2 separate regions of the Mus musculus genome follow, and region 1 is linked to region 2. A link is a loop called in an ENCODE intact Hi-C map of the cell type or tissue named here. Cell type or tissue: heart. All regions are shown on one strand. Links, peaks and the distances in the headings refer to the core of each region. The heading gives the core; the rest is flanking DNA.

Region 1 (12,882 bases), core at 2,667-10,666, 86 kb after region 2:
TGAGGCAAAACATTTGAACACATTAAATAAGTAAATTTTTAAAGAAACTAAATAATTGTGCCTTTCTTGAGGATGATCATAAACTGCCACAGGCCACGAAGCCTGACAGACAGAGTGATGCTCAGTTCCAGACATGTAGGCAGGTCTGGAGTCTGAGTCTGAGGTTGGGTGGTCTCCCTTCCTCTCTGTGTGTTGGGCAGACAGACAGTACGTGGGCACATTCTCTGTTTCTGCCATCTGAGGCATACTGTTCTTCTCTTTCCTGAAATTGGTCCACAGTGAGTTGTCCTGGGTTTGATGCTGCTTTAGAGCAACAGCTTCTGAGGAAGATGAAGCTTGGAATGTTTGTGGCTTAGTTACAAATTCCATGTCCGACCTTATGTGGTAGGTCATGGCCACACTTACATTGTATGAGATGTTCTGGGTCTGGTTTTGGTGCATAAAAAGCATAGTGAGTTTCATTCACACATTGGCTTGGGTTCCTTTCCCAGGTCTCTTTACAAGTATACAGGTATTCCAAAATCCACCATCTGAAACCCTCGTACACTAAGCATCTTTGTTTGGTTGGATTGTGTTTTTTGGGAAGAGTCTTGCTGTGTATCCCAGACTGGCTTAGAATTCTCTATGTAGCCGAGGTGGCTTTTAGCTTATGATCCTCCCACCTCTCACTCCCAAGTACTAGGATCACAGTGTACTCCACCCCGCTCAATTCATCCTGAGTTTTTTGAGTCAGAGACTCATAGACCTGCACTGGTCTTTCAGAAACTACCACTTTCTGTTCTTTGCCTTCATTCTCTTCTGTGCTGCTATCTTTAACCAGTCCCTCACTGGTAGACTTTTGGGGTGTGTGGTCTCCAGACACTGTTGTGAGCCCATGCACACAGAAGCATTTTTGCCGATGTTGCCCTGATTAAGAGCAGGACTTAAATACTTAAGAAAACCCTGTTGCTTAAGGTTCATTTAGACCAGTTTTCACTTGGGATTTCTGTAGAAGGATTCCACAATGTTTAGGGACTCCTAAAATCCTTCTCTGGTAGTTCCAGTATGAAATCAGCTATAGGTAGCATGGTTCAGTGGTTTGAATGGGTATTCACGTTAATAGATATAGTGTAACCCTCTCTCCGGATTAGAACTAGCAATGAGTCCAGTAATAGGAGTCTAGAGGAATGTTGGCTTAAACATTATTTTATGTAACTAATCATAGGCAGCTTAGGTGGCGTGACAGTTTGTTCATGAAGTCAGAGGTTGGTTCCCGCCCCCCACTAAACCAAAGGTAAGCTCCCAGCCAGAAATTAGGGATCCTGCCCCTGTGTTGGTACATGTAGAGACTACAGCCTGAATGAAGGCACAGATGAATTTGTTCTCTCTGAAAGGCTCTTGCAGTCTCAGAGAACCCTACTTGTGCTAAGCAGAACTGAGTCAAAGGCCATAGCCCCTTCAGGGAAGGCAGGGGCACAGGTGTTCTTCTAGGTTGTTCTATGCCTTGATACAGGCCATGAGCTCTTGTACATGGACGCTGAGAAAGCTCAACAGCAGTAGCCATAGCATTTTGTGCTGTGTTTTCTATGGAAGCTGTGAGAATCTGCCCTTTGCCCTCCACAAAAGCCAGGCTTCTTTCTGCCTGCTAAATTGGCTGTATGTTTCCATACTGAGCCAAAGCCACAGGTACATTGTATAAGATAACTAGAGAGTTACTGGAGACTTATGTGGACTCTAGGAATATTCTGGAGCATCGTAGATGCCGCTGCATTTCTGAAAATCAGAAAGGTAAGAGTATGGTAGAGTGGTTTTCAGTTGAATGCAATTCTTTGATTACTCTGTTTTGGCTAGTATATTGGGTAATGCTTATTGCTGTTGTGGGAAATATAAAAAAGAAAAAGAACCGGCTCGTTCCCATGCTTTTACCAGCAACTCTCTGCCCCAGTGGCCTGGCCAGCCCCATGCACTAGTGGGCAGTGACTGACCTGTTCTTATTTTGGGGAGACACTCTGGCCTTGAGTTCCAGAAATGTCTCTACCCAGTTTGCTAAGTTCCCACTGGCAGGTCACTACTACGCCAACCCTGTGCTTCAAATCCCCCGTGTCCTTTGTGGTGCGCCTCAGGCAAAACCCACGATTTGCCACCATCGTATCTTTCTCTCTTGAACTGGAACGAGCCACTGCGTGAAGGAAAACAAAACACAAACTTGGTTCAGAAACAGTCGTTGGGGGCAGCAGCTAAAATCCTAGTCTTTTTTGTTTGTTTGTTTGTTTTTCAAGACAGGGTTTCTCTGTATAGCCCTGGCTGTCCTGGAACTCACTCTGTAGACCAGGCTGGCCTCAAACTCAGAAATCCACCTGCCTCTGCCTCCCGAGTGCTGGGATATAAAGGCGTGCCTGGCTTCCCTAAAATCCTGATCTTGAAAGCCTCATTACATCTAGCTATATCTTGTTCTTACGCTATTCCCCTTCAAAAAACAAAAAAAAAAAAAAAAGACCTAACTCTCTTCTACTTCCTCTCTTCCTCTGTCCAAACTGGACATCCCTCCTACTTGCCCAGTGATTGGCTCCTTTATTCATTAGGCAATTGATCCACTAGAAGACATCTGAGTATGTGACTCACTCCTTGTCTGCAGCTCCTCCCAGGAGAGTGGAATTAGCATCAAAATACAAACAGCACCAGACCCATCCACAGCATTGCCTCTCACTAAAATCCTTCTGTTAGTTCTTATGAATGTGCCCTTGAGCACACTGCATGACAGGACCTCCTAGTCCATCATGTTTCTGATCACACAGTTCAACATTGCATGTGTGTCTGGTCTTTGACCCTTATTTGTTTCTTTGCAGAGGATGAAGGACGCAGTAAGGAACTTGACCGACTAAGGGTGTTTCACAGACGATCTGCCATGCCTTACGGTGTTTATAAGAATCACCAAGAAGACCCAAGTGAGGAGGCTGGTGTGCTGGAGTATGCAAACCTCGTAGGACAGAAGTGCTCGGAGAGGATGCTGCTGTTCAGACACTGAAGGCCTGCACCTCAGCCCAGCGCCAGCCTGGCATCTCTTGCCACAGTCCCACCTGCTTCTCGGCTCCTGCAGCCATTCACCAAGTACATTCGTAGAGCTTTTTAAAAATATTTTGTGGAATTGTATTTATGAGAATCTTGTGGTTAATATAAAGATTTTAAAATATTCTATGACCTAGCCCTTTAATTGGGACTTGTCCTTTGCAGCTTGCTTCTGGAGCAAGGTGTGCTTCATGTCTCCAGTGAATATTTAGGGAAGGAAAATGAAGAAGTCAATATAAGTCATTTTGTCACAGTTACTGTTCTGTGCTGGAGAAATTCTGACACAGAGACTGTTCTTTTAGACCAATGGTTCTTAACCTGTGGGCTCACCACACTCACAGGCCGAATGTTAGATAGCCTGTGTGAGATCAACTCATAATAACTCATAATCGTAGCAAAATTACAGTTATGAAGTAGCAACAAAATAATTTTATGGTTTGGGGTGGGATCACCACAACGTGAGGAAATGTATTAAAGGATGGCAGTATTAGGAAGGTAGAGAAAGAACCACTGGCTAAGACCCATGCAAGACATTAGCTTATGCTGGGAAATTCAGATGGGCTTAAAGGTGAAGAGCACATTCCATCCCAGGAAATGTGCCTTTCCCACAAACCAGAACCCTGTTACTCTGCTTGATAGTAAACCTGCCAGTGTTGTAGTGTATAATAGACAACAGGAACTGTAAACATTGCAAACATCAGGTGTTCACTTTGGGTGTCTGTCCAGGACTGTCCTGCCTATGTCTGTTGTCTTGGCATAATTGTTTTCCTTGTCACTAGTGTTCCCTTGTGCCCCAGAGTTATCTCTGTTTGGATGATAAAATATGCAGTGATCTTAGTGGTGTTTGTTCTATTTCTACAAATATAAGAAACAACTTTCTAAAGAAACGTCGTAACTCCTGCTTGATCTGAGGCTTATCCAAAGAAAATAGCTTCCTACTTTCCATTCTCTGGAACTCAGACGCTTTTTTGTGGTTAGTGATAGAAGTGATTATTATCTAGTCCCGTAGCTATGCACAGCCGTAGTGGAGTTGGTGGGGCCTCTAGCCTCTGCATTCCTCTTCTAGTTGTGGGTCAGAGAGTAGGCGCTGCCATGGTACTTCAGAATGGAGACCAGCCATTCACTTTCATTCTTGTGCTGTTGGGCCTTCTGCTTGTTCACCAAATGCCTGCTGTCAAGGAGGCAGGCAGCCAGCTACTTCGTGAGGCACATCAGACCTGGTGAGGAGAGGCTTCCCTCAGGTGCTCGGGAAGCTGGATGCACAGGTTAGCCCTTTGTTTGAACTTGTTCTCAGCTAGCCCCTTCTAGAAGTGCTTCCAAGCCTGGCCTTGGAGCTGCTGAGAGCACCTATCCCACAGTGAGGGTAGGGTTGTTACTTTATTTCTTTTCATAAAAATCACTCCAATGGGAAGCACCTGGAACGCTAAGAAATTAAAAGTCGTTTGAAATCCTCCCAGGCATAGAGAAAGGAGCATTATGGAAACCCACAAATCTCTTGTCCACCCCAAATAAAACTGTGCATTCCTTGCTATGTAGTTGCCCTCGGTGAATGTGTGTGAGATTGAAGATTGCAGAAGATGTGATAGGTAATCTCAGTATTCTTCAGTAGGATGGGATCACATATATGACCTTGGCATTGGGCAGCCAGGCATATCCTGGTAGGTGGTATAGCCATGCTACCAGAGGGGTTTGTTTTTGGGAGGGGGCGGGGGGTCAGCCCAACATCTTACCCTAGCTCTGAGTTTCTCCTGCAGAGAATAGAGGAAAATGGCTCACTGTCCCTGTTTCTAGACTGATGCGCCTAACCTAGGGTGGCCCTACTGAGGCTTCAGAGCGTCTTGGGCATGAAAACTCTCTCTTCAGCTCAGTTGCTTTGTATTCATTCTTTCCTCCCTCCTCCCTCTATCCTCTCCTCAATACAGTTTTTTTCGACTAGTATGAAACCTTAGGGTTCTAGATGTTGTCGAAGATGTGTCCTTGGGTGGGACTGAGGAGATAGCCCAGTTAGTACAGTGCCTGAGTTCAGTTCTCTAGAGCCCATGTAAAATGTTGGGTCTGGTAGTGTGTGTTTGAAATGCAGGCACTGGGGATTCAGTAGAGGAGTACCTCTTGGGCCCACTGGCCACTGGCCTAGCCACTGGGCATCGAGCCACTGAGAGACCCTGTCTAAATGGAGTTGGACAGCATTTATGAGAACATTAGGGGCTTGCTAATATTTTGAGCTCTTGAGTGAGTGTCCATCACAGCTCGGTTAGGACAGTCAAGAAAGTATCCCAACTTGGCATTTTTGTAAAGTCTCGCTGAGGCGGCTGATTCTGTCAGTGATTTTCATGTAAATAAAGATGCGTGCAAGCCTTTCAGGGACAGTGTCTGACTTCTCCAGGTAGGAAGGTCTGTGTGTTCCATCTCCTTCTTAGTGTCCCCTTCTGAGTTCAGGTAGAGTCACACCTTCCTCCATGCCTACAGCGTAGGGCTCATTTTGATTCTCAGTGTACCATCTTTATTTAAATTATTTTCAGTTCTCTGAGACTTTTGTTACTTTTATTACAGGTAATCTGAGCACTTTTATATTCTAAGATAGAAACTATATTATCAGATGAATATAGTCACTCAATTAAAATTATTTAGATAAAATTATTGTTTATGTTTTCTTTCAAGCAATCTATCCTATTTTTATCCATTTGCAAATGCCAGTTTTGTGTGGTTTCTTAGCATATCAAAATTATTATGTAGAAGAATGTTTCTAGCTTTCTGAACAGCAAATAGTTTGGTGTGTAAATATTGTATTATTTCAGTGTGAATAAAGGTGAGAGAGAATATGAACATTTAACCAAAGTGATTCTACTGTGGCTGACTTAAAAGAACGGAAGGAAGTGAGTGGGGATTTGACACGTTTGAATTACGAGTTATTCAGTGTGCGTTCCTCTCCTACGGGAACCACTGGCCAGAAGGCAAAGTAAGTCTGACTGCATTGGAGATTTTCGTTCTTGTAAAAAAGCCCAAAATAAAAATACTAACAATAAAGCTGTGTCGGCCGTGGTTCTTGTCATTCATTACGTACTAGCAGGTAGGTGCAGCACCACATCTGCCTGTGATCCTAACTGTTGGGATATAGAGCAGGAATGGTCAGTCAGTGTCATCTACAGGTGCACACACGCACGCACACATACATCCTTGAATACATTACACCTGTAAAAAGCATTTAGAAAATGTTGACTATATAAACTATAAACTTTGATTGTCAATAATCAGCTGTAGGCCATCTGGTTATGTCAGAGTATGGGTGACTTCCTCTCTAGAGGACAAAATAAATCTCCATTTAAGCAAAATGTGTAGAATTTCACAAAAATTAGGATGAACTTTTTTATTTTATCCTGAGGGATTTCCAGAGATCTTAAGGCCACAGTATACTGACTTCACAGTTGTATAGGTGGTATACACTTACCAGGGTTTTGCCTTTCCTTGTGATAACGAGGATCGTCGTTAATTGGTGATAAAATGAACCTTATTTTCAAGAAAATTAAGTATTACTTTTAATTTTTCTCCAGACAGAATGGTTATGGTTTTATTATTTTTCTGATTTGAAAGTGACCGTGTTTGCCGGCTGTGGTGTACGTGCCTGTAATCCTAGCACTCAGGAGGCAGAAGCAGGTAGATCTCTGATTTTGAGGCCAGCCTGGTCTACAAATTAAATTCCAAAATAGAAAGTCACTTCTCATCACTTTCTGCTGTTCACATTTTGGTATATATTCTTTCAGACTTATTTTCTACCATATATGTATATGTGTGTGTGTGTATACATAGATGCACTTAAACATACACTAATTTTTTCTTAAAGAAAAGTGAAATCATACCATGAATATGGTTTCATGCTTTTTCATCATTTTACTTTGAGTGTATTAAAATAGAATGGTCTTGAACTAGAGAGATAGCTCAGAAATGAAGAGCACTGGCTCCTCTTCTAAGGTCCTGAGTTTATTTCCCAGCAAACACATAGTGGCTCACAACCATTTATAATGAGATCTGGTGCCCTCTTCTGGTGTGTAGATATACATGCAGGCAGAACTTTCTATAATAAATAATTGAATAAATAAATATATACATATTTAAAAGAAACTAGAAAGGTCTTAATGCTTCCATTGTATTCCAGTGTGCATTTTATCCTAATGCTTGCATAGTATCTCAGTGTGTACTTACATTTAGAGAAGAAGGCTACACATACCCCTGAGCCCACTTCATGCGTAACAGGAATTATAAATAACAGCATTACCAGGGGTTTTTTGTTTGTTTTTGGTTTTTTTTTTTGGGCAACTAATTATTATTTGTTATGTTTTCTTTTTTTTTTTTTTTTTTTTTTTTTTTTTTTTTTTTTTTTTTTTTTTTTTTTTTTTTTTTTTTTTTATTTATTTATTTATTTATTTATTTATTTATTCTATGTAAGTACACCTTAGCTGTCTTTAGACACCCCAGAAGAGGGAGTCAGATCTCGTTACGGATGGTTGTGAGCCACCATGTGGTTGCTGGGATTTGAACTCAGGATCTTCGGAAGAGCAGTCGGGTGCTCTTACCTGCTGAGCCATCTCATCAGCCCCTATGTTTTCTTTTTAAGAAAACCCAAGCTTTGTTTTTAGAATGTACAATAACGAGCATTCTATACACGTTATTCAGACATGATAAATAATCCAAAAGGAACATTATTTATCTGTGTGGTCCTAGGGATCAAACCCTACACATACCAGCCAAGCAAGCATTCTACCCTTGAGCTCCACAGAGAGGAAGGCCCCTCCAGCCTTGTGAGCGTATCAACATGTAATTAGTGTGAGCAATGTAGTTCTTCTTACTGCATCAAATTGCCTAAGTGAAATAAAAGGCTTTGCAATATTTATTCACTGATGGTTGTGTGTATGTCTGGGATGTGTTGTGAGTATATTCATCCCTTTACCCTTTGCAGCATTTGGGGCTTAGACTATCCATGTCCCTCTGGGAATTCTATACAGTATTGAAAGCCTTAGCTTCGCTGTGCTGACTTAGAAGGTGAGACCTGTGGCAGGATCACAAGGGCAGAGGTCTTGTAAGTTTATCTGGTCCCCTTGTAAAGCCCCGTCTCCCATCACAGGACGATAAAGCAAGCTAGTGTCTGTGACTAGATAGTGTGTTCACATCAGACTCAAAGTCTCCCAGCACCAGGATCTTCAACTTCCCAAGAAGTTCCTCCTGAACTCAGGAATGAATTCCTTTTGTCTCACGCCCCCAATCTGTGCCTTGTTATAACAACCCCAACAGACACCTGCTACCATTATTTCTATCCCTCATTCCCTAACTGTCTTTGCCTCTTTACCCAAAGCTTCGGAAAAATAAGCTTTGAAAGATTATTGTCTCTCTTCTCATTGTTTACTAGATATTTATGCTACTGTGTTTAAGTTTGTATGCCTCTAATATTCCAACTGAATGCCTTAACTTAAAGGCCTAAGTTTATTTTAAAGCATTAAGGTTCTGAATTCTTTCAGAAATCAAAAAGTCTGTAAGTGGTGTTTACAGAAAGGAATGAATAGCCATGCTACTATTATTAAGTTCAACTTTGTGTTTAGTACATTGGCTATCTTGATTGAGATTTAACCTGAGTGAATTTGCACTTTCTGTCTGGTCAGTGCCTATATTATCTTTGCTCCCATTTAGAAACTATTGTCCGTTGACTATTTCAGTGAAGCCAAGAGCTAAAGTTGCCAATATACTGCCTCCCAAATTACGAGGTTTAAAAACTTTTTTTTAATTTTTGGTGAATTTCACTTATCACCCAGTCTCATTCATTTCCCAGGCTTTCCATATCCGCCCTCCACCCTTGTAATCCCTTCCCCCACTCATCCCACCATGGAAGCTCTTGTTACATGGTGTGTCCCACAGATACCAAAGGCATATATTTTTTCACATCCTGCTTTAATAGAGGTTCAACCTCTCCTCTAGTCCACCACCTACCAGTGGTAATGAAAAGAAAGTTTATTAGGATATGGGGGGAAGTGGACCTGTTTAGAAATAGTTCTTTTGGGGGAGATTTCCTCGGTCCATTCCACTAGCAAACACCAAACATGAATCAGCAGCTCTAGTCCAGTCTGTTCAGCAACCACCACGCACGAATCAGCAGCTGCAGACCTCAGCAGACACCACACAGGACTGCAGGGGCAGTTCAGTCCTGAAGAAACGGCAAGGCTCGCCAACTGTCCCGAGTCCACTGTAGAAGCCGCAAGATGCCACAGGAACCACACGAGAAGTTCTTTGGTGAGTTTCTTTGGTGAAGTTCAGCAGTTCGGTGTAAGGTGAACCAATGCATGTGTGTTGTCAGCGAAGACTAGCGAGGCAGAGCCAAGTGAACCAATACTCGAGCTCCCACTGTCAGGGGGGCGGGGTCATATTTATACTTTCTAAGCATCATGTATCCTTTTATGTGTCTGCTTCAGCAAAACATTCTTTCATGTGTCTGCTTTAGCAAAATATTCTTTCACCTGTCTGCCCCAGCAAAACATCATTATAACCTGAGTATTCAAAGAAACCAGCAATTTCCATTTTAGTATACCCTTTTGTTCAAACATCTTTACTTAGAAATCTTTTTTTGCAATGAGTCATTGGTCTGGTTCAAGGCCTCTGACTTCTGCAACGTTATCCATACTGGACCCTCACTGAGACTCATGCTATCCTGCTGTTGCTCAGAGTCATGGACCAACCCCTTCACTCGCTACAGCAGCTCAGAAGCTGGTAGATGTTGGATAGACTAGCTCAAAGCCCAGGATTTGGGCCTGCGTAGTAGCTGAGTTGATTAGCCTGCCAGCTCTCCTGTGCTGTCCAGGTGAAGGGTGGGACAGCTCTCCTGAGTGGCTGGTGAGGGGCGAGGCTAGCTCATCACAGTGCTCAGATATCAGCATGGCCTCAGGCATCGACCAGACAGAGGCAGCTACACGGGCTTTGCTGGTAACACTGGTCTCCGGTATAAACACATGCTATGCCTGCAATAGGACTGTGGACTCAGACATGGCCTTTGGCAGAAGCATGGGCATAGATGTCACCATGGTCTCATGTGGCAGCACAGACTACTCAGATCAGTCTCCTTGGCATCAGCATGTCCCCTGGATATCAACATGGTCTCAGGCAGCAGCCCAGACCACAGACAACTGAATGCACCTTGGTGGCAACATGTTCTACAGACATCAACATGGACCCTGTTGCCATAGAGCCAGAGGCCCGGCCATGGCTCTTGGCAGCATCCGGGACCTGGACATCATAATGGCCTCAGGCACAGGCACAGGCACAGGCTCCTCAGACCCACCTGTTGTTCCTCACCACCATTGCATCTCCAGTTCCTCCTCGCTCCACAGCACACAAACCACTTGGCTTCACACTTTCTCCTATCTACTGCACACTCCATCTTCCTCTTTCTTCATCACATGTTCACTCATCACTGTGGCATCTGCCTCAGGGCTGGGGCAGGTACATGGGTCAAATTCTGAGTTTTAGGAAAGCATTATTGGGGGTTGGGGAGGGGCATGTGAAAGTGAGAACACGAGAGAGAGCAGGCGTGTAAGTTTGGGCTCATGTACCATGGTGTGGAGGTCAGAAGACAACTTTCAGGAGGTCAGTCTATCTTTCCACCTTGTTCATGAGGCAGAGTCTTTGTTTCTGCCCTGCTGAGAGTATTGGAGGCTTTTGGGCAAGCCTTCTATCTCTGCTTTCCATCTCTCTGTAGGAATACTGGGATTACAGAGATGTACCTCCAAATCTGCCTCTTACATAGGAGCTGGGGGTGACTCAGCTCATTAGGCTTGCTCAGGAAGCAGTTCCAGCCACTAATCCATCTTGCTACCCGCAAGACTATTAGGGTTTTAAGAGCCTCAGAATAGCTTGGTTTTCTCCACACATCTCTTGACTTGCAATATGAAGAATCAATGCCAAGTAAATGTTTTCAACATGGGTCTAGCTAACCACTGTGACAAGACATTTGTGACACTCAGGAGGGAGTGTTGTATCCTCCACAGAGACAGAGGCACCCTTCACTTGTCTGGCGTGCATATAGCAGACTCTTTGTGACTAGCACAAATATTTTCTTGTTTGAGGATCAAAGGACGATTAAAGTTTGATTAAATGCAGTATGAGAAAGTAGCTTGAAATTTTTATTTTAATGTTGCAGGCTTTAGGCATTCACTGCAAGAAAGGGCATAAATGCAATCTTATATTATTTGACTGTATGAATTAAGATTGAATTTTCTCTGAACTTTAATTTTTGTGCTTGTCAGTCTGAGCCAGGGTTTTAAAGTCATTTAACAATGTAGGCCTTGAAAAAAAAATTAGCGTTAAGTGAGAACTCATGAATTCTTCATGAGGTCCAATTCATCACACTTTGTTAATTCACTACTCAGTAAGCCTGAATAGCATCTCAACTAAGGGAGCTTTTTGACCATGAAACAAAACCATCCCAGTCGTCTCAGTCATACATACAGGATTCCACGTGTCCGTCCACTGTCTTCTCAGACATGGAGAGATGGCCAGACTGAAGAGCTGTTTTACTAACCTGAGTGTGCATGCGTGTGTGCGTGTGTGTGTGTGTGTGTGTGTGTACACGTGTGTGTGTTTGTGTGAGTGCGTGTGTGTGTGCATGTGTGTGGGTGTGTGTGGGTGTGTGTGTAGGGGGTGTTTGGAGGTCAGAAGAGGATATTGAATGTCCTGCTTTCTTGCCATTCTCTTCACTCCTTTTGAGACAGAATCTCTCACTGAACCAGGAGCTAGGCAGTGTCACAGCTACCCTGTGTGTGAACCTGTAGTTTCTGGGTTCCATGGAGTTGTCTCCAGTTCCTGGTGTTCACAACTGTAGCAGGATGTATAGTGAAGCAATGCACAGAGATAGGACTTTTTAAAAGAAAAGCTTGAATTGCTCAGATCGTTTACACATCACTACTAGTGCATTTCCATTTTAAAATAGTTTATCTTGCTCAGTTTCCAGTACTCAGAGAAGGTGGCTCACTGTATCTGCAGCTCTGGCTCCAGGACACCCAGCACCATTTCTGGACTCCAAGGTACCTGCACACACAGCTGCACATACCTACACACAGACAACACATGGCTACGGGTCATTTTGTAATTAATTAAATGAATAGTCTGCCTTACATTTCCTTCCAGGTTTTTAAAGGTTCTAATTAAGTGTTTATTTTAATCAGGTGTGAATGTCTTTGCAAATGTATCTATTTTTCTGCCATATAGCAATAAAAATACTTTCACCAGTCTCCCCAAAAAAGTTTACTGAGATTTGCAGAAGAGAAGTGGAAAAAAACTCCTGTTCCCTCTGGACTGTTTAATATGCAGCTGCCAGGTCGCTTATCAGTTAATCAGCCCGGAAGGTGGAGTGGAAGGTGTGCAGCTCTGCTTTTTAAAAATCCTATAGTTGCTGTATTTTTTCCCCTATTACCTGGTTTATTTTCTATTACCCAATTTGTTTCCTAAACCATTATGTTGTGGATTATTTAAGTATGATTTGTATCTGTATCAGTATCATCTGTCTCGCCTTTGCTTCTATATCGTCTGTATCAGTATCATCTGTCTCTGTCTCATCTTTGTCTCTGTCTCATCTAAATCAAGCTTCTCCAGCCATTGTACCATCTGGAACATTGATCATCTCAAAAAGAGGGGCTAAGAACATGGGTCAGTCGGGCACACAAGCTTAGAATAGGCCTGTGCTGTTGTAGGGAATTGAGGATTCCTCAGATTTGTTGGCTTGGCGTTCTAGACTAATTGGTGAGTTCCAGGTCAGCGAGAGACCCTGTCTCAAAACACAAAGTGCGTAGCCATTGAGGAAGATGC
Region 2 (12,882 bases), core at 3,368-11,367:
CAAAGCAACAGGTTTTGTCTTCCTACTGATGGAAAGGAAACATTTCTGGAATCTTTATCATGTCATAGGAGTAGTATACATGTGTGTTGTGCTTTGTTAACTCTGTTTGCTACTTCAAGGTTGAAAGCTCTTATGTGTTTCATATTTTGGCAGTTCAAACAGGATAAGGATTTCAAATTTCTTATTTTGAAAACTTGGTATCACTAATGTTAACAGATATGCTTGCTAAGGGGTGTGTGTGTGTGTGTGTGTGTGTGTGTGTATTATTGAATTCAAGAAGACGTTAGCTTCCTTAGATAGTATTTTCATAGTTCTCGTTTGTTATTTAAAGTGACTGCTATCTTTCTTGATTGATGCATCAGTTGCTACTAGCCTAGGCTGGGCCACTTACAAATTCAAAGGCATGTATATAATGTAGGTGACATAGACATATAGTAGTAACATAGAAACCTTAAAATAGCAAAGAGAATACAAATTTGTTATTCCCCCTTTTCTCCACTGTTAAAATGATCTAGTGTCTTAATTGGCACTTTCTGTTATAGGGAGAAGGAGAATTGATTCTTAGATTGAGCTATTGCAAAAGACCCCAAGACCATACAATTTCCATTTTTATAGAATTGTGTCATACCAGCATTATAAAAACAGCATTTTGGTGTATTTTATACTTTCAGAAAAGGTTTGTCAATAGAATTATGTTTGATATTGAAGAAAATTTTCACAGTATCAATATTTTAATGCATCTTATAGTCTAGAACCTAGTTGATACTAGTAACTTTGATATGCCCCGAGTTATTTTAGGAGTATATTTGTATAATTTGGGAAGGATGTAGCTGATACTTTACTGTATTAAGGGGAGTTTCTTGTAGAAAACCTAAACATTCACTGAGTGGAGCTAATCATACATGAAGGAGTCCTCTGTCTTGCTCTCTTACCTCATTAGTTTAGTATGAGTAGTCGGGTTTTAATCAACTCTGTTACTTACCTCAGCACCTTTCGTCAGTGGTGTAGAAAGAAATCCCAGACGTTAGATAAGTTTACTGATAATTTCAGTTTTTCCTTTTCCTAGTTATGGGGCTCAGACCCAAGACCTCTTGCAGGATAGGCAAGCACTCTTATCGCTGAGCCATACCCCTAGCTCTTCTATGTGTATCTCAGAGAGAACAAAAATTTGTATTTTCTGTGCACACAAATTAGCTTTGTTGTAGAGAAAGTCAAGAGTGCTTGGAGACAGGCCGGTCACTGCAGCTTATTGTAGTTAATATTCATTTAGAAAGGTGGATTTATTTTACTTGGATATTTGATTATTGTAGTGAATCTCAAAGGATTTAAAATGTTGATTCTATAAACATGTCTGTCATGTGAACCTCCTGCCATGTGTATGTATGAGACATCTGAAAGTTTACACTGTCAGTAGTTCCTGTCCCTCCCTCTAGAATTGTTAACATACTGAGAGACAAGCAACCTGGCGTAGTAACATCTAGTGCTCTGTTAGCCTTTGTATGAGTCATTTGATTAAGAGAGGTGAAGGAGAGTAATAGCCAAGTAGGAGAAAGAGTGACAGAACAACAAAGAAAGAGGGAATATGGGATGGAGGGAGCTGATAGAGTAAGTGTGGCAGCAGAAGCACAGTGCGGGGATACCACACTCCTCTCACCCTCTGCTGTGTCTTGAATTGTGTATTCCTACCTATTCTTGGCATTAACTAAGCCTCGCTTTACATTTATAATTTGAAAGACTGTTGACTCCTCTCTTACTGAGCATTTTTGTTGTTGTTTTATGTTCAGAGGTTGTGAGATAAAATTTAAAAGCTGAACTATTTTAGGACTAATGCTGTATGTGTTTTTACACAAATATTTAGGGCTTATATAAATTAATTAGAATAGTTGGATACTGCTCAGGAACTGAGTTGAACTGTCTGCACTCTGGATGAATTATACGTTGTAGGAAATAGTAGCTTTGTACAGACTTTTGCTTCAGATGCTCCGACTGGAAAATGGTTTACTAACTTTCCTTTGTATGTTTTTCTTACTGCCCCGTTCTTACTGGCTGAAACCAATCCTGTTCAAACTGGACTCTGCAGTTTACAAGATTCCTTTGCAGCTCACCATTGGAGGTAAGAGATTGCTCTCCAGTTTTTTGGTTGTTTTCTTTTTCCTTCCAGACAGGGTTTCTCTGTGTAGCCCTGGCTGTCCTGGAACTCACTCTGTAGACCAGGCTGGCCTCAAACTCTGAAATCCGCCTCCCGAGTGCTGGGATTAAAGGTGTGTGCCACCACGCCTGGCCCACTCTCCAGTTTTCAAATTAGCATTGCCAATAGAATAACTCTGCATGGCTCTTTTCTCAGGTACTTATTTGATTAAAGTTTAGGAGGGATTGTTTTAAAACAGTAGTAAGTTTTTCAGTAATAGTAGCGGGTTGAACATAGCCTTTTTGTTTTTGTAGCATCTGGTCATGCTGTTTTAGATACATTTTATTTCTTAGTAATGATGGAGAACTCAGCCCTAGACTTTATTTCTGTGAACCCTGTGTTGCATTGTTCCTGCTTAAGTCACTAGCATGCCTCAGCAGAGCTGGATGGGCACAGCTGTCATCAAGGAAGCTTCACCTGCATAAGAGACTGGAGGAACGGAGGACCTGCCTGGCACTGAGCATTCCGTAGAACACAGGCACTGTTCCTGAGGCTTCCTTTGCTTCTCATTTAGTCTCCATTCTGCTTCTCATGTGGAACTCAGAAAGGAATAAACTGGGAGGTTAAGAAAATGTCACCGGATGTTCAGAGAACCAGAGTCATGTGAGCTGTGGTTGCAGAAAACCTTGTCGATGATTGTGGAGACTTAGAAAAAGCAAAGTGCTGTTGAATATAATAGAGGCTGGGATTGGAGTCTTTCCAGATTTAAGATGTATATTTTCTTACTAGCCACATGACACTAGAAATCAAAACTTCCCTGAGCCATCTGTTGAAACAAGGCAACATATTTGTGAACAGAATTATATTGTTCAAATCCTGTAATTTTTTTTATTCTCCTCTTAAGCTGGACTTAGCCCTTCACACTCCAATTTATTTAGTTTTGTTTTTGTCTTAGCTTTGTCTCTTTCTTTGCTTCTGTTGTTTGTTTCACTTAAGGGCCCCCTTTCTCAGTTCCCAGATTCTTAAATCATACTCCTTTTCAGGGTTGAACTGTAGCCTTATATCTTTCTTCTTTTTCTTTATTTTATTTATATGAGTACACTGTAGCTGTCTTCAGACACACCAGAAGAGGGCCTTAGGTCCCATTACAGATGGTGGTGAGTCACCATGTGGTTGCTGGAAATTGAACTCAGGACCTCTGGAGGAGCAGACAGTGCTCTTAACCGCCGAGCCATCTTTCTAGCCCCTAGCCTTATATTCTGAGACTGTCTCTGATTGCATCACACATTGAGAGTTGTTCCTTTTTCTGTTCTATGATGTTGTATTCATTTGATTACTGAAGCTGTTCTTTTTTTTTTTTCTGAGTCTTATTTTTTTTAATTTATTTTTTTATTAGGTATTTTCCTCATTTACATTTTCAATGCTATCCCAAAAGTCCCCCATACCCACCCCCCCAATCCCCTACCCACCCACTCCCCCTTTTTGGCCCTGGGGTTCCCCTGTACTGGGGCATATAAAGTTTGCAAGTCCAATGGGCCTCTCTTTGCAGTGATGGCTGACTAGGCCATCTTTTGATACATATGCAGCTAGAGTCAAGAGCTCCGGGGTACTGGTTAGTTCATAATGTTGTTCCACCTATAGGGTTGCAGTTCCCTTTAGCTCCTTGGTTACTTTCTTTAGCTCCTCCATTGGGGGCCCTGTGATCCATCCAATAGCTGACTGTGAGCTGTTCTTCTTAGTGATGGGTGATGACCTATGACCAGTTTGAATCATCACCAGCGGAAGTGGACCATATCAGAGAAGCTGGTTTGGTCACATTTTCTAATCCCTCAGTCTTAAGATGGAAGCAAAGAGTGACAGTGAAAGGGTGCTGGGCTCTGAGTTGAGAGGGATGTGAGGGGCCTGTGGGCAAGTTAAGTTCTCTGGCCTGCTGCTTTCCAATCTGAAAATGGGAGGAACACAAGGTTATTATAATTAAATAAAGTGATTTGTGGTCAGCACCGAGCATAGTACAGGAAACATAAAATTTTAAATAATATAGTAGAAACATGAAATCACGAGACTCTTGGAGACAGTTTACATTCTGTTATCTGCCAAAGTTGAGAAAGTACTTTCTGACCGTAGAAGTGAGAAGTATCAGACAGAAAAGGCTAGAAAATTTTGTTTGGCTGTATAACGAGACTTAATTTTGTACATGAAAATAAATGTAGTTAAAGGTAATTTAGGGCTTAGAAAGATGGATCACTCGCTGCTCTTACAGAGGACCTGAGTAAGTTTCCTAGCATTTGCTTAGTGGCTCACAACTATTTATAACTCCATTTCCAGGTAATCCAACACCCGCTTCTGTTTTCTTTGGGCAACAGATGTGCATGAAGTACACATCCATAGAAGTACACAAATGTACTCTTTTTTTTTTTTTAATTATTTATTATATGTAAGTACACTGTAGCTGTCTTCAGACACTCCAGAAGAGGGCGCCAGATATTGTTAAGGATGGTTGTGAGCTACCATGTGCTTGCTGGGATTTGAACTCAGGACCTCTGGAAGAGCAGTCAGTGCTCTTAACCGCTGAGCCATCTCTCCAGCCCCACAAATGTACTCTTATACACACAAATGAATAAATTTTTGAAAACTAAGGCAGTGTAGGAAAACTAAAAGGGTTATTTAATATTTTAGAATCAATAAAAATCTTGGATATTTTGAATAAAATTATGTTAAATGTTATAAATAGTTGATAAAATAAGTACAAGTGATAAATGATAATGTAATTATGTTTAGTAATATGAGAAATGTAGCTTAAAACACTTATGTTAGGTAGAGTTGCTTCCATGTATAGGATTTTAGAAAGGATGCTGAAGTTGAAGATCCACATCCCAGGTCAGTTAACACTTAGATCATTAGTGGTTCTCAACCTCCTCTTCCTCTTCCTCCTCATCCTCTTCTTCCTCCTCCTCTTCCCTCCTCCTCCTCCTCCTCCTCCTCCTTCTTCTTCTCCTTTTTTTCTTTTTTTGTTTTGTGACAGAGTTTCTCTGTGTATCCCTGGTTCTTTTTTTTTTTTTAAAGATTTATTTATATGTGAGTATACTGTAGGTGTCTTCAGACACACCAGAAGAGGGCATCAGATCCCATTACAGATGGTTGTGAGCCACCATGTGGTTGTTGGGAATTGAACTCAGAATCTCTGGAGAGCAGTCAATGCTCTTAACCATTGAGCCATCTCTGCAGCCCACTCAGCTGTTAAAGGCTAGGCTCACATCCAAAATATAAGAGATTTCAACCTTCTTAATGCTGTGATACTCTACGCAGTTCCTCATGTTGTGGTGACCTCAACCATAAAATTATTTCATTGCTACTTCATAACTGTAATTTTGCTGCTGTTATGAGTCAAATGTAAATGCTGATATGCAGGATGTCTGATAATGTGAACCCCGTGAAAGGATCATTTGATCCTCAAAGGTGTCACAACCCCAGGTTAGGAATTGCTGATTTAGATGATATTGACCATTTGCAAAAATGCTTTTAAATGGGTCTCACCAATTAATTTCTCTTTAATGTAAGTTCAGTGAGAAGAGGACCTTGTTTCTCCATGTTTATATTATAGTAGGTACTGCGTAAGTAAATACTTTTTTGAATGGGTTGATGGATGGATGGGTGGATAGATGGAGAGATGACTGAATGAAGTTGGTGTACTGAGTGAGGTTAGATGAATGAGGTTAGTTATTCATAACTTGACAGTACTCATCTGACAGCAAATGAAGTTTACTGTTTGTATTTTAATATACTTAGCTCTCTTGTCTTCTCAGCTTGACCGAGCCTACTTGAGACCAGAAGCTCTGTCTTTTTACCTTTGGATGTTATTAGTTGCAGAAAGGGCTTGGAGTTTACCTACTACCCTACAGTGGACCAACCACTGAAGGTCTTTAAATCCCTGGTCACTACTCTGGTTAAATACTGGCTGAGTATATGGAACCTGCAGCCTTTGATGGAAAGTGTGAAGGAAGAGCATCATCACCAGAATTGAGTGACAGCTTGTTAGTATTTTCTGTTTTCTTTTCTTGGTGATTTGGAGATGTCTAGCTTCTTGGCAAAGTTGATTTCTAAGACAAATTTTTATTAGGCTTATGGGTATACAGGAGAAAGATGAAATAATTAAAAATCATCACCCCGCCCACGATTCTCTGGTAGTAAATACCTTGAGGGTTTCTCTTGATAGTCCATTAGCTTGGAATTCCACAGATGCTGCCCTTCGAATGGCAGCCATCCCCAAATCTCCTTCAGTAGCTTTGAGCTCAGTCAGGGTTTGGTTCTATTTCACTACACTGTCTGAGAGGCAATCCTAAGCAAGGCAAGAGAATGCTGGAAGCCTCTCTTCTACATGGTTAATTTTACTGTTAAGCTTATGTTTTAACCAGAGATAGGCACTTTCCTAATTTTAAAAAACAAGAATAATTCCAGCAAAGACAGTAAAATGTAGGAGACTTGAAGTTCACATAGCCAACCTTAAGCTTCACTTTGTCCATAAGAAGTCATGTGAGTGAGCCAGGTCCCTTTGTTGTAAGTCCTAGCCATTTAACTGCCACATGAATCTAATGAAATTGTCAGGTTATAGTAATTACGTCAGTAATCTGATATGTTGTCATTTGAATGGACCATGTGTGTAGAGTCAGTTACTTCTCTCTGTGGGATTAACCCTTTTCACTCATGAAGACCAATTGCAGTCATTAAGCTTTATGGGAAAAGACCTTTTATCATGTTGTCAAGCTAGACAGTGCATTTCTATTATAGTTCTAATTTTGTGTGATTGTGTGTAGCTGCTGATGAACATTTACCTGCTAGGTTTAGGGGACTTCTGACTTAGAGATATTTCTGAGTCTGAGTTACATGTTGTGTGGCACCGCTTACAGATGTCTTCAGTTAAGTGCAGGTAAATAAATGGGACTCTGTATCAGAGGTCAAGAGATTCCTGACTTTCTCTTCAGAGTCAGACTCTGCCAGCCAGTGCAGTAGATTGTGGTCTCCTTGTCATGTTTAGAGAACAGAGGAAGCTGCAGCACAAGTTAACACACACTTGGGCATCTCTTCAAGTATGTCCTTCTGATTCTTCATTTCAGATTCAAGTCCTCTCTCTTAGGAGTTATAATACTTACTGAGAAGCTAGCATCTGTAACATGCAGGACTGTGCTTATCACATTCTTTATATTCTCACAGAGTATCTACCTCTCATGATGAAAGTTGAGCGCAGACGGGTAGATCAGACTAGCTAGGAGCTGAGAACCACATCTCACAATATGAGTCAGGAAAAGCAAGGTGGGAAGGAGACAGAATGACACAGTTGTGAGATGCTCACATTCAAGATTCTCACACGAAGGAAGCGGGTAATTAGAGATAGATTTACTGAACTTGAGAGCAGGGTTTATGAGCCTTACCACTTCACTTGGTTGGGAGGTGCTGTGTGGCTCTGATCACTGTTGGAAAGTTAGCTGCACCTCTTGCTGCTGCCCACTAGATGCCAGTAGCACTCTTCACCATGATAAGCACAGTCCTGTAGATGATGACAGACTGCCAAAAGTTCCAAAGAGGCAAAATTGTTCCCTTGTGAAAATCATTATGAGATGTGTATTATGTGTATTACAGAGAGATAATGTGAATGATCCAATAGTGAAGATAAGATACAGTAGTAGATTGTTTTCAGTTCATTAAAGATTTTAAAAAGTAGAAAAAGTCAAATAAGGTAACTGGAACAAAAATAAAAAACTGTAAGACCAATGGCAAGATGGCCCTCTTAAGTCCAATTATTTATTACATTAAATATAAAAGCCTAAATCAAACTTGGCTGCATGGGAAATTTTATTTTTGCATTGTTTCAAACTTTTTTGAGTATACATAGCTATTGCATTATACTTAAAAATTTCAGAGTTTTGTTCTAGTTAAATTTCAATAGCCATATGTGGCCAGTGGTTATGTTGTTTTACACTGTAGGACTACATACTCCATTTAAAAATTAGAGATTGTCAGACTGGATAAAAGAATAAAAAGCAAGCTCTACACTTAAATATGAAGATACGGATGGCTTACAGGTAAGAGGCTGCAGTAAGTTATTCCCATGAATATTTATCGTAAGAACATTGGATGGGCTGTCTTTAAATCAAACAAAGTAGTCTTTGTCTGATAGAAACTGAAGACAGAAAGATGCTTCATAATGAAACAAAAAATCAAGTGTATTCTAAAATGCAATCATTAAAAATAACACCTTCAAAGTAAAAATAAAAACTAAAAGAAGTGAAGGAGAAGGAGAAATTGTCAAATCAGTGACACTTAAACATTTTAGGACAATTTCTTGATACTTTGAGAGGACATTTAGATGAAGTTAGAGATAATTTAGAAGGCTTGAACAATGTGCTCACAGTTTTACTTAATTGGTGTCTATCAATACTATACTCCTCAGTGACAAAAAGCCACGTTTGAAGTCAAGCAAGTCATAAACTACAGATAGCATGGCTCATTTGTAAAGCATTCCTGCTTTAACTGGCTTCCCAGCTGTTCCTCTTTGTTTTTTTGTTTCTCCCAGTACTAGAGATTGGATTCAGGGCATGGAATAGCCCAGGCAAGTACTCTGCTACTGAACTACATCTCCTTCACTGCCCCCCTTTAAAATTTAAGTTAGCATACAAAGTGATGGGCTTCATTGTGATATTTCAAATCGGTACATTTTCAAGTACACCACGCCAGAGCATATTCTGGAGTATTTTACAAAGTTCACTAAATTGAAGAGGATGGAGAATGTAATTAAATTGGCATCAAGAACCAGCAGAATACAATAGCACTCTAATAACAGCAGTAGAACCTAGTTAAATGTGGGTAAGTTACTCAATGTTGTGCTTCTCCAGGGGAGACAGAGGTCTAGAAAACACCAGAGAAACAGTCTGTTGATATTCATTTGGGAAATGGAAGTTAAAACCAGAGAAAAATCACCATGAACTCATTAAATGAATAGAATCAAACGACAGAGAGAGATTGGCACAATGTAGAGAAATTAGAACTCTCTTATTTTGATGATAGGAAAACAAAATGTAGAGCCGTAGTTCAGTTGTTTTTCAAAATATCATATTTAACGTTATAATTTCAAAACTTCTTTTGATTATGCCTAAGTGAAATAAAAATATGTATCCACATAAATAATCATACATGAATGATTATACCAGCATTATTCATAATAGCCAGAAGCCAGAAAGAATTTTACTTCTGTCAGCTGGTGAATGGTCATTGCAATCAGAAGGAGCAGGGATGATCTTAGAGAGACTGTAATAGATGACATGAGTCAGACGCAGACTCTGCTGTGTTTTCCTCTCTGTGACTTATCAGTATTGAAATTGATATGCTTTAATTAATATTTTAGCATTATTTTATTAATCCTCATAATATTAGCTAACAAGCCATGAATAAAAGCTTTCAAACCATTTTTCAAGATTTTTTGAATGGCGAACTGCTTGGCTTTCTGAAGAGACTTAGGCAAACACTCTGGGAGGACCCAGGGACTTCACTTCTCTTATGTCAGCATAATAGTGTGAGGCAGCTTCCTGTGGTAAGGTATTGCTAACGGCCAGAATTTGGAAAGAGAAGTGGTGGGAGGGAGAGAATTGAAAGAAGCCATGGAGACATGAAGGGAAGGGGCTGAGCTGTTAAGCTGGAGTTTGGATAATTTCCCTAAGTGTGGAGTACCCTGAGGAGCAGATGTGCTGAGAGCTGGCATGAGTTGGAGCGCTGTGGAGATGGCCAGCCAGTGAACTGGTGGGAGCAAAGCTTTACCTGGTTTAGTCTATTACTTAGGCCCAGCTTTATTTGAAGAGGTAAAGCAGGAAGCAGGAGGGACCTAGTGAAAACATAGTTATTTGTAGGTGATGGCCAGCAGTCTGTTGGTGATAATGATAATCAGAAGAGGAAGACAGGGCTGTGGCTTGAACCACTGGGCCAAACCAGAGAGGAGCAGGGTTTTGTTTCTTGTAGCTGTATATGTAAGGAAAGAATCCTATAGTTTCAGATTGTGTCCCATACACTTGACTTGGGAGTGTTATTACTCAAAGGCACCAATTAGAAATCTGGAACAAAAGCACTAGATTGTCCTTTGATAGCTGTTCCCTTCCCTTGCATCTAAGGCCTGTTGGGCAGTTCTGGCTCGGGCAGAGCTGCCAGTAAGGCCCAACAGTTGAACTGAAGACATCCTTTCTTGTCTTGAGTTTGCTGTGGTGAGTACAATGCAAGCATCTTGCATATGTGGCCAGACAGTTCTCCTGAAGCTGATTGGTCAGGAGGTTGACGTTCCTCAGTTAGGTTTTGGGCATCACGTGATTGTTGAGACAGTAGAAATTGGAGATGTGTATTGCTTTGTGAAATGAAATGACAGTCACTGAAGTCTTCCTTTATAGGACCCCAGGGTGACTAAAATGTAAAAGTGGATTTTGAGACTAAAGAAAGCACGCTTAAAGTAGAAATTCAAACACTGAATAGAAAAAAGCCACAGATTTGTCTTGTTCAAGATTTTTCTGCACACACTTGAGTTAGTTTGGGGATCTTAAAAGTTCAAGCTATTTTCTTGCTGGGTTAGCTAGCTTTCCTTCAGCGAGTAGAACTATTCATCATTCCTCCCAAGACCTTCTTAGCTGTGTTCAAAATTAGGGTCATCTTCCCTGACAGTTTTCATTGCCCATTAGTTGTGCGTGAATGCTTCAGAAAAACCTTGAATAGTAAATCCTGGGGTGGATTAGTCTCCATGGGGACATCAGTCTTGTTTGATCTCGGCATTCATTGAGTTCTCAGTCTGCTATGTCACCATGGAATATGTGTTCCTGTAAGAAGGGCTGTAAGAGCAGGAGTTGCCGGTTGAACAGCAGTGAAGGAAGCTCAGACCAGTCACTGAGCAGTCCAAGGTTGGGTCGTAGTGCTCAGTAAACACTGTTTAGTTGGGAGAGTCCACGTTTGGACTTCTATTACTTTTGGTATACCGTTTGGAAAGAGCCTTACTTTGTAAAGTCTTTTTATTGAGAGAGTCAGGATTTAAAATACACAAAAATCAGATTAAGGCAAAGCACTTAGTATTAACAATTTAATTTTAAAAGAAAATCTGTATGTTCAATAGTAATAGTAGCTCTTTTCTTTCTGTATATATTTATTAAAACCATTTGTGGTAAGTCCTTTATCATAAATTTTAAATCCAGTGATAGTGCTTATAAATATAAGAAGGTAATACTTTTTTTTTAAATTAAAAATTTCATGCCAGTGGATTTATCTAGAGAGTCACCTTAGTTATGTATACTTACTTGAATTCTTAAAATTGCTTCTAAGCTGTTAGTTCCTATAAGGAGCTTGTTTTCTGCTTGATTATCTCTATACATCAGCTTCACAGAGCTCATACTTGAATGCAATTTAATATCACCTGGATGTGGGGAATCATTATAGAAATAAAAGTAAAAGCTTTTCTGATTATGAACAGACATGTAAAAACTCTTCAGTTCTGAAACTTTAGCAGTATGTCAAACACAGTGGTTTCAGATAACAAAGAACTGTTTTATTAATTAAAGTTACAAATACACAAATAAAAATAGCGAAAACCCCAGATTTTCCATTTTTGGTTTTTCAGAAGAAAATAACTCTTCATCGTCCAGCAGAGACATGTCGTCAGATCCAGCACATAGTACAGTAGTGGGGATATAGTCCTGGTCCTGAGAATGGTAATGCAGACCCAGTAAAGAGGAAGGCACAGAGCAAAGAACAAGCAGTGGCAGCGCTGCATGGGAGCCCCATTAGGATGCTTGGACCAGGGTGCTTGACTGAGTGCTTCTTCTGTATCCCCCATCCAGTGAGCTTACCTGAGCTTCTCATGCAATGACCTTTAGGGCTCTTAACTATAGGTTTTTAAAAGATAAAACAATAATCTTACCCAGACAGTGTAAACGCATGTCTGACTTAATCGACCTGTTATTTGCTATAAAACCAGTAAACATGAAAATTGTTTCAAAGAGCATTTGTATATAATTTAATGAAGTAGGTGATTGAGATTTGATTGCTAGTAGATTAAAGCAACTACTAATTATCTAACATTAGGTAGTATTCATTCCCGTCAAAAAAACTCTACAGGTTAACCTCTGTCCCTGCAGAGCCGTAAAATAACATATTCAGAAGAAAACCAGCAGTAGGTTTTTGCGTCCTAGAAGAACAGGCTGGGAGAGGTGGCTTTGGGTGGCTTTGGAAGGAGGAGGTTCTGTTCTCTGAAGTCTTTACCCTCCTCATCTTTACCCCTTTGGAAAATCCTCTCAACCGACTTCCTCTCTGCTAATTACTCTGAGCCTAGCTTGTCTTGGGGCATCACGGAGGCCCAGGAAGGCAGTTGGGCGAGGAGACAGGTGGGTTTGTTAGGATAAATAAGCACTCATTTGGGGACAGTTTGGCTGGAAGTGAGACCTGGCCTATTAATATTCATGTCATCTCTACATGGTGCTTTGGAAACGGAAACTGCACTGCATAGCTCGTTAATCACCAAAGCTTAGCCATCTTTCCTCGGAATTCAAGGTGAATTTTTTTGTATAGCTGAGGGGAGCTTTATTTGTGTGTGTGTGTGTGTTATCAGCTAAATCCTTGAAACAGAAGATCTTGTGAAATTTTTCTGATTTTTTTCCTTTGTACAACCTAAACTGCAAGCTGCAGACTTGGAAAGAAGCATTAAGTATTGCTAACCCCATCCCTGACAGACTTACAGGGAA

What was found. Peaks named below come from ENCODE experiments on the same cell type or tissue, not always from the same donor. Only the 100,000 strongest peaks of a DNase experiment are listed, where the experiment ranks them.
Region 1: a loop joins it to region 2, with 2.4 times the contacts of the local background. A loop is called at or near these places in 7 of 42 quality-filtered maps.

The regions. Positions count from the first base shown.
Region 1 is chr7:130,384,680-130,397,561 of GRCm38, reverse strand. Ate1 (arginyltransferase 1) reads left to right here. Exons shown (of 12, transcript NM_013799.3): 12 at 2,826-6,069. The coding sequence ends at 3,004. Gm33771 (a long non-coding RNA gene) reads left to right here and starts at 7,583. Exons shown (of 3, transcript XR_378532.3): 1 at 7,583-12,882. In heart, for the core only: a CTCF peak has its summit at 7,093 (motif pointing left); no DNase peak of the experiment used is centred there.
Region 2 is chr7:130,470,914-130,483,795 of GRCm38, reverse strand. Ate1 (arginyltransferase 1) reads left to right here. Exons shown (of 12, transcript NM_013799.3): 8 at 2,081-2,113. Among named protein-coding and RNA genes, the nearest start is that of Ate1, 42 kb to the left of the region's middle. In heart, for the core only: CTCF peaks have their summits at 4,599 (motif pointing right) and 7,634 (motif pointing right); no DNase peak of the experiment used is centred there.